2 separate regions of the Homo sapiens genome follow, and region 2 is linked to region 1. The links are chromatin contacts, found by Hi-C or POLR2A ChIA-PET in ENCODE. All regions are on one chromosome and are shown on one strand. The core of a region is the stretch at or near the end of the contact, and the rest is flanking DNA. Distances in the headings are between cores, read along the strand shown.

Region 1 (5,440 bases), core at 2,108-4,607:
GCCTGTTAAGTGGGGCATTTAGCTTGTTTACTTTCCAGGTTCATATTAATATGTGTGGATTTGATCCTGTCATTGTGCTGTTAGCTGGTTATTATGTTGGCTTACTGTGTGGCTGCTTTACAGTGACACTGGTCTGTGTGTTTACATGTATTTTTGGATTAGCTGGTAGTGATCTTTCCTTTTTATATTTAGTGCTTCTCTCAAGATCTCTTGTAAGACAGATCTGGTGGTAATGAAGTCCTTCAACATTTTCTTATCTGAAAAGGATCTTATTTCTCCATCACTTAGGGAGTTTAGTTTGGCTGCATATGAAGTTCTTGGTTGAAGATTTTTTTCTTTAAGAATGTTAAATATAGGCCCTCAATCTCTCTGGCTTGTAGGGTTTCAGCTGAGAGGTCCACTGTTAGCCTGATGGGGATCCCTTTGTAGGTAACCTGCCCTTTCTCTCTAGCTGCCTTTAACAGTCTTTCATTTTGACCTTTGAAAATCTAACAATTATGTGTCTTGGGAATGATCTTCTTGTGTAGAATCTTGCAGGAGTTCTCTGTATTTCCTGAATTTGACTGTTGGCCTCTTTAGCAAGGTTGGGGAAATTTTCATGGATGATATCCTGAAATATGTTTTCCAAGTTGTTTGCTTTCTCCTCCTCCCTTTCAGGGATGCCATTGATTTGTGGATTTTGCCTCTTTATATAATCTCATACTTTTTTGGAGGTTTTGTTCATTCCTTTTTAGTTTTTTTTTTTTCCTTATTTTTGACTGTCTTGTTTCAGAAAGCCAGTCTTCAAGTTCTGAGATTCTTCCCTTAGCTTGGTTTATTCTGCTGTTAATACTTGTGATTGAATTGTGAATGTCTTGTATTGTGTTATTTAGCTCTTTCAGACTCATTAGGTTCTTTTCTTATACTGGCTGTTTTATCCTTCAACTTCTGTATCACTTTAATGTGATTCTTATTTTCCTTGGATTGGGTTTTGCCATCCTCCTGAATCTTGATGATCTTCATTCCTATCCATATTCTGAATTCTATTTCTGTCATTCCAGCAAGTTCGAGCTTGCTTGGTTAAGAGCTCTTGTTGGAGAACTGGTGCTGTTATTTGGAGGATGTAGGACGCTCTGGCCATTTGAGTTACTAGAGTTCTTGCATTGATTCTTTCTCATCTCTGCATGTGGGTGTTCCTTTAACTGTAGTGTAGATGAATACAGTCAAATAGACTTCTTTTCTGGATGTTTTCACTAGGCCAAGGCTTTGTGAGGGTCTTTATTTGAAGCTGACTTCTTGTCTCTGGTTTCAGAAGGGGTTATGTTAGTGAGATATTTTTGGTGTTGAAGCTTTGGAGTGTGATCCAGAAGGTGACACTTAGGCCTATTGGTCAGTTGGTAGACTCTTGCTTGGTTGGGTGGTTTCCCTATGTTTCCTCACAGTTGGAGCTGTTTTACCTCTTAGTGCTCTGAAAGTGTGGATACCTCTCCACCCTTTAGTTCTGGCTGTAGTTCGTGACTTGGCACTTCTGGGCTGCTCACTGCAGCTCTGGGGCAATCTCAGTGTTTATATTCCTTCCTCAGCTTAGAGGCCATAGAGGAAGAGATCTTAGTGGTGGTGTGGCCAAGGGTCATTTTATTGACTCCTGGGGGCTCCACCCCAGGAAGATGCAGGTTAGCAATCACTCAGTACAGTCAGCCCAAGATGGAGGGTCTGTGCTGTGAGCCCAAGCCAGAGATTCCCTGTCTGGTGACTAGCCATGGAGGGAGGATGGTGTGGGACCCGTGGGAGACAGACTGGCCTCTCCTTGGATTAACTGCAGCTTGTTGGAGGTGTGGATAAGGCACTTAGGGTCTTTCCTCCTTTATTAGTCTGAGGGTAGCAAGGGCAGTTCTCTACTGAGAGGCTTTCAGTTGCTCCTGGAGGGTCTGTCCAGGGAGTTGCTGAGTTGGTGCTGGCTTGATTAGCTCTGACAGGAGGTGGCTGGAGGCCCAGGCCTGGAGGACCTGCATAGTGAAGAGATATGGAAACAGTCACCCATGTAACAGTCTGGCCACTTTTCCATAGGGCTGCTATGGTATGCTTCAGGCCTGCTCCAGTTCCTAGTCACCTTGGATTTCGCAAAACCTAGAGGTGTCACCAATGAAGCCTGTGAAACAGCAAAGATGGTAGCCTGTCCCTTCCCCTGGAAGCTTTATCCCAGGGAGGTACGAACCTGTTGTCAGCCCAAAGACACTTGTAGGAAGTGGCTGGGGACCCTGGTTGAGAGGTCTCACCTTGTGAGGAGGAACAGGATTGGGACCCACTTAAAAAAGCAGTCTGGCCTTGTTTTGATAGAATAGCTGCATTGTGCTGAGGGTTCACTTCAGCCCTTGGTCACCTCAGGTACTCTGAAGCCCAAAGGCTGGAACAGTTAAGTTGCCCAAACAGCAAAGATAACAGCCTGCCCCTCCCTCTGGGAGCACCCTCCCAGGGGGAATTCACAGTTCTTTTGGCTGGAGAGCTCAGGTGGGAGTGGCTGGAGGTCCTGATTGGGAGGCCCCACTCGTGAGGAGGAACAGGATCGGGCACCTGCTTAAAGCAGCAGACTGGCCATGTTTTGGTAGAGCAGCTGTGCTGTGCTAGGGGATCTCTTCTGCCCTGGATTGGCTCAGACTTTCCAAAACCTGAAGGCTGGAACGACTAAGGCACTCAAACAGCAAAGATGGCAGCCCACTCCTCCCCAAGAAGCTCCTTCTTAGGGAGGTGCAATGCTGCTGCTGGTAGCCGGCTGGAATTTCAAGCCAGTGGGTCTTAGCTTGTGAGGTGGTGAGGATGTGGGGCCTGTGGACTGTTCCTGCTCAGCCCCCTGGATTCAGCCTCTTTCCTAAGGGTAGGTACAGGAATCTAACCTCCGATTTTGCCAGAGCTGCAGCTACTTTTGCCAGAAAGCCCAAGCACCTAAACCTCCACGTTCTCCACACATGCCTGAGTGGCTGTTCTGGTGAGAATCCAGATGGCTCTGTCAGACTGAAGACTGAAGGCCCTGGTGGTGTGGGTTCACAGGGAGATCTCCTGAGCCAAGGGTTGCAAAGATCTGTTGGAGAAGCGATCCCAGGGTCACTCATTCACTCACTGCTTTCTAGGACTGGGGAGGATCCCCTGGCTCTGTGCTGTTCCCCAGTGGGCCGTTGTTCAGTGTCCTGCTTTTCTTTGTTTTCTGTGTGTCAGGTTGTTTCCTTGGTTAATCCTAATGCGAGTACTTGCATGTTTCAGTTGAAGGTATTGTTTTTACTCGCCCCTCTATTCCTCTCCGTGAGAGCCACACATGCTAGCTGCTTCTAGTTGGCCATCTTGGCCACTCCACCCCCACTACATTTCTATGTAGCTTAAGCCTAGTTTTCAATAGGGCTTAATGACATGCCTTGGAGAGTTCCTCTCATCAGTTTTGTTTCCACTACCTCTGGGTTGGTTTCATTTTCAGGTGATCTTTCTCTCCTGGTTGCAATATAGTTACTAGAAACCATAAAAGCCTCCCAAGCTGAAATGCTGCAGACAAAATTTGAGAGTCTTTGGTGTGGCATCCCCCACTAAAGTCTTACTGCCTCTAACTGGATTATTTGAGTATCCATAAAACTATCATTATGATCAAGAAAATGTGAAATATTAATTAGATTAGACCTGGTTTTATTCTCTACTCTAAGGTTAAAGTATGAACTAGTTTGGAAGAGGGATTACTTCAAGGGGGACCAGTAGAGGGGGCAGTGTATGACAAGTGGCAAAAACAGTTGATGGCATGTGATTATTTTTCCCTCTGCATGCATGGCAAACATGAGAATCAATTATAGTACTTTTTTTCTCATTGTACCTGGACATGGCTTCAGCAACTTTGTCAACGTAGGGCTTTAGTCAGCCACTAACAATCCACAGGAGTTGGCAACCAAGATAAACATTTTATACCATCACTAGCCTAAAAGCAGAAAATACATGGAAATCCTTAAAGGAAGGCATGCTTTTACTCACCAGTAAATCAAGGAAAATGCACACTAAAAGAATTCTATAGTAAGACCAAAATTGATCATTGATGAATGGAGCATTTTTAGTTACTCCTTCCTTTGTGGGGTGTGTGTGTGTGTGTGTGTGTGTGTGTGTGTGTGAGAGAGAGAGAGAGTTTATTATGAAATATTTTGTTTATAGTTTCTGAAAAACTCTCTGAAGTTGTGAGACAGTGATAAATTTGTTCTTTTCAGGGTGGTCATTAAAAGCATTGGAAAACATTCTGTGATTTCAGTGGCATAATGTGACCAAAATAACTCTTTATTTTTCTACAAGAAAAATGCAAAACATAAGCAACTGAAATCAGATGTAAGCAGATTGGCTTCCTTTGAGGGCCCAGTGGTCAGAATTTTAGAAATTCTTAGCCTGAACCCTGACTTTGTGTTACTGGCACCCAGGACTAGCATGTAGATAGCCACCCATGTGACCAGGGGAGTCCCAGGAGGCCCATTCCTTCCTGTGCCATCCTCCCAAATGCTCCCAGCATTTGCTAACTTAGGCCAGAAATTCCAGAATTAAATATTTATTTTTGTGACTTGAAAACTTTGCTTCTTTGTTCTCCTTTTAAAATGACCCTTAGAAGGACCCTATGAAGAATGGACCATTAAGTTCTACTGGCCCTTTACAACACTATCAGGAGTGTCAATTTGTCTTTTGAAGGCAGGTTTTATTATATGAGAGGTGGGAAAAATATTGGGGGATGGGGTACCAAAAAGGGACAAAAGTGTCCAGAAAGAGGAGGCTGAGAAAGCCAAAGACAGATGTGTTCTCTCACTTTGTTGTAATGCCTTAGCTGCAGCCTTGGGGATGTGATTCGAGAACCTCCAAATTTCACTGTGTTTATTCTGTCCATCCATTCCACGTTAATTTCACAACATTGTTTACTTGCTATGCTGAAGGCACTTACAGCAATACAGGGACATAGTTTCTGACTGAAGAATCCTAATTACTTAATCACATGTGGAAAAATAGTAATGTCGCTCATTTTGTGTAGTGTTTCAAAAGTTTTCAAGTTAATGATCCTAAAATTGCTATGTGATTATTTGTACCCTCCAGTCTAGAAAAGTATGTTATTTTCTCAATCACAAAATGTACTTTCTCAGTGTTCTTTTGGGGTTTAGCAAGTAAGTCAACATGATAATACTGAAACATTTCACTTTGTCAATTCTGTAGTATATTTATACACTGTTCTCAGTCATCTTTTCTTTTCTTTCTCTTCTTTCCTCTTTTCTTCTTTTCTTTCCTCTCCTCTTCTCTCTCTTTTGAACTCCCTCTGTCCTCTTTCCTCTTCTCCCTCACTCCTCTTCTGTATTACACCCTTTCTCTTCTTTCTTCTCTATAACCATCTCTCTGCCTCTCTTTCTATAACCCCTGTCTCTTTCCTTCTCCTTCTTTCCCTCTCTCTAAACCTGCCTCTTTTTCTTTC
Region 2 (5,440 bases), core at 2,069-4,568, 87 kb before region 1:
CACTCTAACTACTCCTATTCAACATAGTACTGGAAGCCCTAGCCAGAGTAATCAGACAAGACAAAGAAATAAAAGGTACCCAAATAGGAAAAAATAAGTCAAATTATCTTTCTTTGCTGACAATAAGATTCTATACCTAGAAAATCCTAAAGATTCTCCCCAAAGACTCCTAGATCTGATAAACAACCTCAGCAGTCTCAGGATACAAAATCAATGTACACATATCAGTAGCATTTCCATACCCAATGACATTCAGCTCAGAAGCAAATTAAAAATGCAATATCATTTATGGTAGCCACACACACAAAAAATAAAATATCCGGCAATATATCTAACCAAGGAGGTTAAAGATCTGTACAAGGAGAACTGCAAAACACTACTGAAAGAAATCGCAGATGACACAAACAAACGGAAAAACATTCTATGCTTATGGATTGGAGGAATCAGTATCGTTGGAATGTTTATACTGCCCAAACACATCTACAAATTCGATGCTATTCCTATCAAATTGTGAGTCACTGTTCACAGAATTAGAAATAACTGTTCCAAAATTCATATGGAACCAAAAAAGAGCCCAAATAATCAAGACAATTCTAAGCAAAAAGAATAAAGCTGGAGGAATCACATTACTTGACTTCAAGCTATACTACAAGGATGCAGTAACCTAAACAGCATGGTACTGGTACAAAAATGGACACATAGACCAATGAATAGAATAGAGAACCCAGAAATAAAGCTGCACACCTACAACTAACTAATATTTGACAAAGTCAACAATAACAATGTGGAAAGGACACTCTATTCAATAAATGGCTAGCTATACACGGAAGAATGAAACTGGACCCGTACCTCTCACCATATACAAAAATTAACCAAGATGAATTGAAGTCTTAAATGTAAGACCTCAAATTATAAAAATCCTAGAAGAAAAACTAGAAAATACTTTTCTAGACATTGATTAAGGCAAAGAATTTATGACTAAGTCCTTGAAAGCTAACATGACAAAAACAAAAATGGACAATTAGGTCCTGATTAAACTAAAGAGCTTTTGCACAGCAAAAGAAACTATCAACAGAATAAACAGACAACACACAGAATGGGAGTAAATGTTTGCAAACTATGTGTCTGACAAAGGACTAATATCCACAATCTATAAGTAATTTAAACAAATCAACAAGAAAAAACAAATAGCCCCATTAAAAAGTAGGCAGAGGACTTGAACTGACACTCCTCAAAAGACATACAAGTGGCCAACAAATAAAAAAATGTTCAGCACCACTAATCATAAGAGAGACACAGGCCAGGTGCAGTGGCCCACGCCTGTAATCCCAGCACTTTGGGAGGCCGAGGCAGATCACCTGAGGTCAGGAGTTTGAGACCAGCCTGGCCAACATGGCAAAACCCCATCTCTACTAAAAGTACAAAAATTAACCGAGTGTGGTGTGGTGGTGCATGCCTGTAGTCCAAGCTCCTCGGGAGGCTAAAGCAGGAGAATTGCTTGAACCTGGGAGTTGGAGATTGCAGTGAGCTGAGATCGTGCCATTGCACTCCAGCCTGGGTTACAGATGGAGCGAGACTCTGTCTCAAAAAAAAAAAAGAGACACACACACAAATGTAAACCATAATGAGATACTATCTCACACCAATCAGAGTGGCTATTATCAGAATTTCAGAAAACAACAGATACTGGCAAGAATGAAGATAAAAGAGAATGCTTATACACTGCTGGTGGGAATGCAAATGAATTCACCGCCTGTGGAAAGCAGTTCGAAGATTTCTCAAAGAACTAATAATAGAACTACCATTCAACCCAGCAATCCCATTACTGGGTATATACCCAAAGGAAAATAAATCGTTCCACCAAAAAGACACCTGCACTGCTATGCTTACCATGGCACTATTCACAATAGCAAAGACATGGAATCAACCTAGGTGCCCACCAGCGGTAGACTGGACTAAAAAAATGTGGTGAATATCCACCAGGTTCACAATGCAGCCACAGAGAAGAATGTATTCATGCCCTTTGCAGTAACGTAGATGCATCTGGAGGCCATTATCCTAAGTAAATTAATGCAGAAACAAAACCAAATACCACATGTTCTTACTTTTAAGTGGGAGCTAAACATTGGGTACACTTGGACACAAAGATGGGAAAAATAGACACTGGGGATTCCAAAAGGAGGGAGAGACAGAGGGAGCAAGGGTACTATGTTCACTACTTGGTTTATGGGATCATTAGAAGCTCAAACTTTAGCATCAGGTATTATACCCATGTAATAAACCTGCACATATACCTCTTGAATTTAAAATTAAAAGCAAATAAATAAATGAAAGAATTGGGCATAACCCTCAAAAAAATTCCAGAATGTGGGGCACTACTCTGGTCTCTTCAGGTCAGTGGGATGGGAAAAAGAGCAGGTGATGGGGCACAGGGGGAGCTATATTAAGATAAACTAAACTTGAGAGATGTAAACATGAAAACAATGTGTAATTCCGTATTGGATCCTGTTGGGAGAACAAGTTTGAGGGACAATTGGGATTCTGAATAAGGACTAGATATTAGAATTATTATTATAGGAATCCCTAAATTTTTAGGAGTGATAATGGTATTGTGGCTATGTTAAGAAAACTCCCTAATTTTTAAAAGATGCATGCCAAGAGGTTTACGAGGGAGGCATGCTATTATCTATAATTTACTTTGAAATGGTTCAGTAAACAAATGAAAAATAGAAGGATGAATGGATGGTTTGATGAATAAATGGAATAAATGTGGCAAAATATTAAAAAACTGTTCTCATATGCAATTGCTTATGAATCAGACTTAGTTTAGTAAAAACCAAACAGCAAGATAAAATAAATTGGATACTGAGGTTATTTTTAGATTTGTTATTACTGTCATGAATAATCTTCAATTTCAAATTTATGTTCCTTAAAACTTATTGTTACCATTGATTAATCTTATAATATATGTTACAAAGTTGAACTGATAAAATATTCTAATAAAATATTTATTTTGCTGTCTTTTATGTTGTAGATCCACATAAGGTATTCTTTGAAAACCCAGTTTAGTTCACAAGAAAAATGGAAAACAGATTTAGTCTTCTTGCCTTTTACGTTGCAGACATAGAACTTGTCATTGTAAATGCAGTGTCAGTAGGTCAATGACCCAAAAGTCCCCGTTCTTTGTGCTGAAAAATATCTGCAGAGAGGGAATGTTAGATTTCTGTAAGTGAAATTCTGAACAATACTAATTGTTTGCTTACCTGCAATGTATGGGTTGTTAAGATAAAACAGGGTGGGAACCTGATCTACCCAGGCATATCTTTCATGTGAATGTGAAGGAAATGATTCATTGACAACCCCAAAGACCTTGCTGGGAAAACACAGCTCAGTATTGCATCATCAAGCATTTGAAAACAAAGTGTCAGGAAACAGTTTAGAAATCAGTCTCTATCACTTTCTCTTATTAACTAGTTGTTTGTATTAATAAGAGTAACCACCACTTGTGTTTTGTTTTGTAGTTTATTAAGTGTATTTGTGATAACTTTTGGAAGTAGTAAGGTAGGTCTCATTACTCATTTTTCAGGTGAGGAAAATGAGGCTCCCAGATTTTCAGTGACTTGTTCAGGATTACACAGGCTGAAAGTGGAAGATCCATGTATTACTACATCTGGGTCTACCTAGGAAATGGGAGGGCATCAATTGTGTAATATAATCTCATAGAAACTCGGTTTTCTGAGCTCTAAGGAGGGCATAATGCTTATTTTACAGTATTGTTATAAAAATAACATGAAATTATATAAAGAAGACATCTAGGTCAGTATTTTCATATACATGGAGTTCGGTACATATTTAGTCCTTTTTTTTTTTTTTTTTTTTAGATGGGGCCTTGCTCTGTTGCCCAGGCTGGAGGGCAATGGCACAATCTCAGCTCACTGCAACCTCCACGTCCCAGGTTCAAGTGATTTTCCTGCCTCAGTCTCCTGAGTAGCTGGGATTACAGGCGCCCACCACCACGCCCAGCTAATTTTTGTATTTTTGGTAGAGATGGGGTTTTCCATGTTGGCCAGGCTGGTCTTGAACTCCTGACCTCAGGTAATCCGCCTGCCTTGGCCTCCCAAAGTGCTGGGATTACAGGCGTGAGCCACTGCGCCCGGCCCTTTTTTTTTTTTTTTTTTTTTTTTGAGACAGGGTCTTACTCTGTTGCTGAGGCTGGAGTGCAGTGGTGTGATCTCGGCTCACAACAGCCTTGACCTCCTGAGCGTAAGTGATGCTCCCACTTCAGCCTCCCAAGCAGCTGGCACTACAGGCACATGCCACCACACCCAGCTAAATGAGGCACCTGGCCTCATTTACTTTTTAGTGCCATGTTTATAGTCCTGTAGCTGTAATCTTAATCTGTACCTTAAATTTTCCACTGTCTAATTCCTTATATACCATCTTAGTAAGTTACAGTATTGCTATATTGAATCTTCAGTATAGTACTTTTCCAGGAGACTAACTGACAGCAAGCTTCTCTTGCTATTTTAGTTACTAATTCCTTCCCCCACTTTTGGGCAAAAGGCCAAGAGTATTTTGAGGAGATTAAGATGAACCTACAATTTATTGAATCATACCATTAAATAGAGTCAGAGTGAAGTTATAATACATTTGCAAAGTGACATATCTAAAGGGGCAGTAAGCAGCAGACGTAAGCAAAGTCATAGAAATCCATTTATCTGCCAACACATTTATGTAAGAAATTACACTACTGGTCAGGAATTTCCTGCTGTATGTCATTTTTTTTTTTTCTTATGGAACTTTTCAATAGCTTGTAATGGGCTGTTGTGCCTCCTCTTCAGGCTTGGCTGTTATCAGTGCCACTCAGATATCCCTTCCTATTCAGTGTGGAGTGCTTTGTGACACTTATGAATGGGTGCACCTATTTTTTAACTATTAGAATGTTGATTTATATCACAGAAGACTCATCATTTCTGCTTCCCTACACATAGGCCTGTTGTAAGAATTTACTGGTTTCAAACATGTATTAATTATATGAACTTGCAGGAAAAGAATGCCATAAAATTGAAAGCTACATGTGAGTTTTATAAGAGATAATTTTCTACCAAAATAATATGCAAAGGTAATAATTGGGGAAAATTTCTAGGCAGATGGGGAAAGAAATTCAAGTGTTTCTAATTATGTAGATAATGCTGAGTGAAAGGAAGAGCACTGTAGAAGGAATACTTGATGTGTAGCAGAAAACCAGAGTTTGAGTCTAGGCTCTGCCGTCTGCTAGATGAGCGTGGGCAAGACACCTAGGGCTGCAGTCTCATATACTTCAGCTGTAGAAATGGCCACTGAATCATATTTCTTAACCTCTGTTTTATTTTATTAGGAAAAATGTAACACCCCAGGAAATTTTAGTTTGCAGACGTGGTGTAAAACTTTACTTATGCAG

The links. Hi-C counts contacts between places; a loop is a spot of excess contacts on that map. ChIA-PET counts read pairs that join two places held with the same protein, here RNA polymerase II (POLR2A). Pooled maps may share reads with other maps.
Region 2: a pooled map shows a loop between it and region 1 (3-fold over the local background). The contact joins two enhancer-like sites. A Hi-C loop is called at or near these places in 2 of 168 maps with a recorded cell type or tissue (endothelial cell of hepatic sinusoid and endothelial cell of umbilical vein) and 10 of 50 pooled maps. POLR2A ChIA-PET finds 5 or more read pairs at or near these places in 11 of 52 experiments (A549, AG04450, GM12878 and 8 more).

What each region holds. Positions count from the first base shown.
Region 1 is chr12:46,514,039-46,519,478 of GRCh38, forward strand. All of the region lies in intron 3 of SLC38A4-AS1 (SLC38A4 antisense RNA 1), which reads left to right. Among named protein-coding and RNA genes, the nearest start is that of SLC38A4-AS1, 130 kb to the left of the region's middle. RefSeq lists enhancers at 2,876-2,925, 3,116-3,205, 3,376-3,555. Within about 2 kb of position 3,358, at least 4 of the 41 ENCODE cell types and tissues checked have a DNase peak (open chromatin) inside an H3K27ac peak, as active enhancers do; they include GM12878, where a contact is called at or near this core.
Region 2 is chr12:46,427,238-46,432,677 of GRCh38, forward strand. The region is part of intron 2 of SLC38A4-AS1 (SLC38A4 antisense RNA 1); the gene reads left to right. It overlaps LOC124902923 (a long non-coding RNA gene), which reads right to left. Exons shown (of 2, transcript XR_007063284.1): 2 at 2,995-3,199. Among named protein-coding and RNA genes, the nearest start is that of SLC38A4-AS1, 46 kb to the left of the region's middle. RefSeq lists enhancers at 3,109-3,610, 3,149-3,443. Within about 2 kb of position 3,319, at least 11 of the 41 ENCODE cell types and tissues checked have a DNase peak (open chromatin) inside an H3K27ac peak, as active enhancers do; they include GM12878, where a contact is called at or near this core.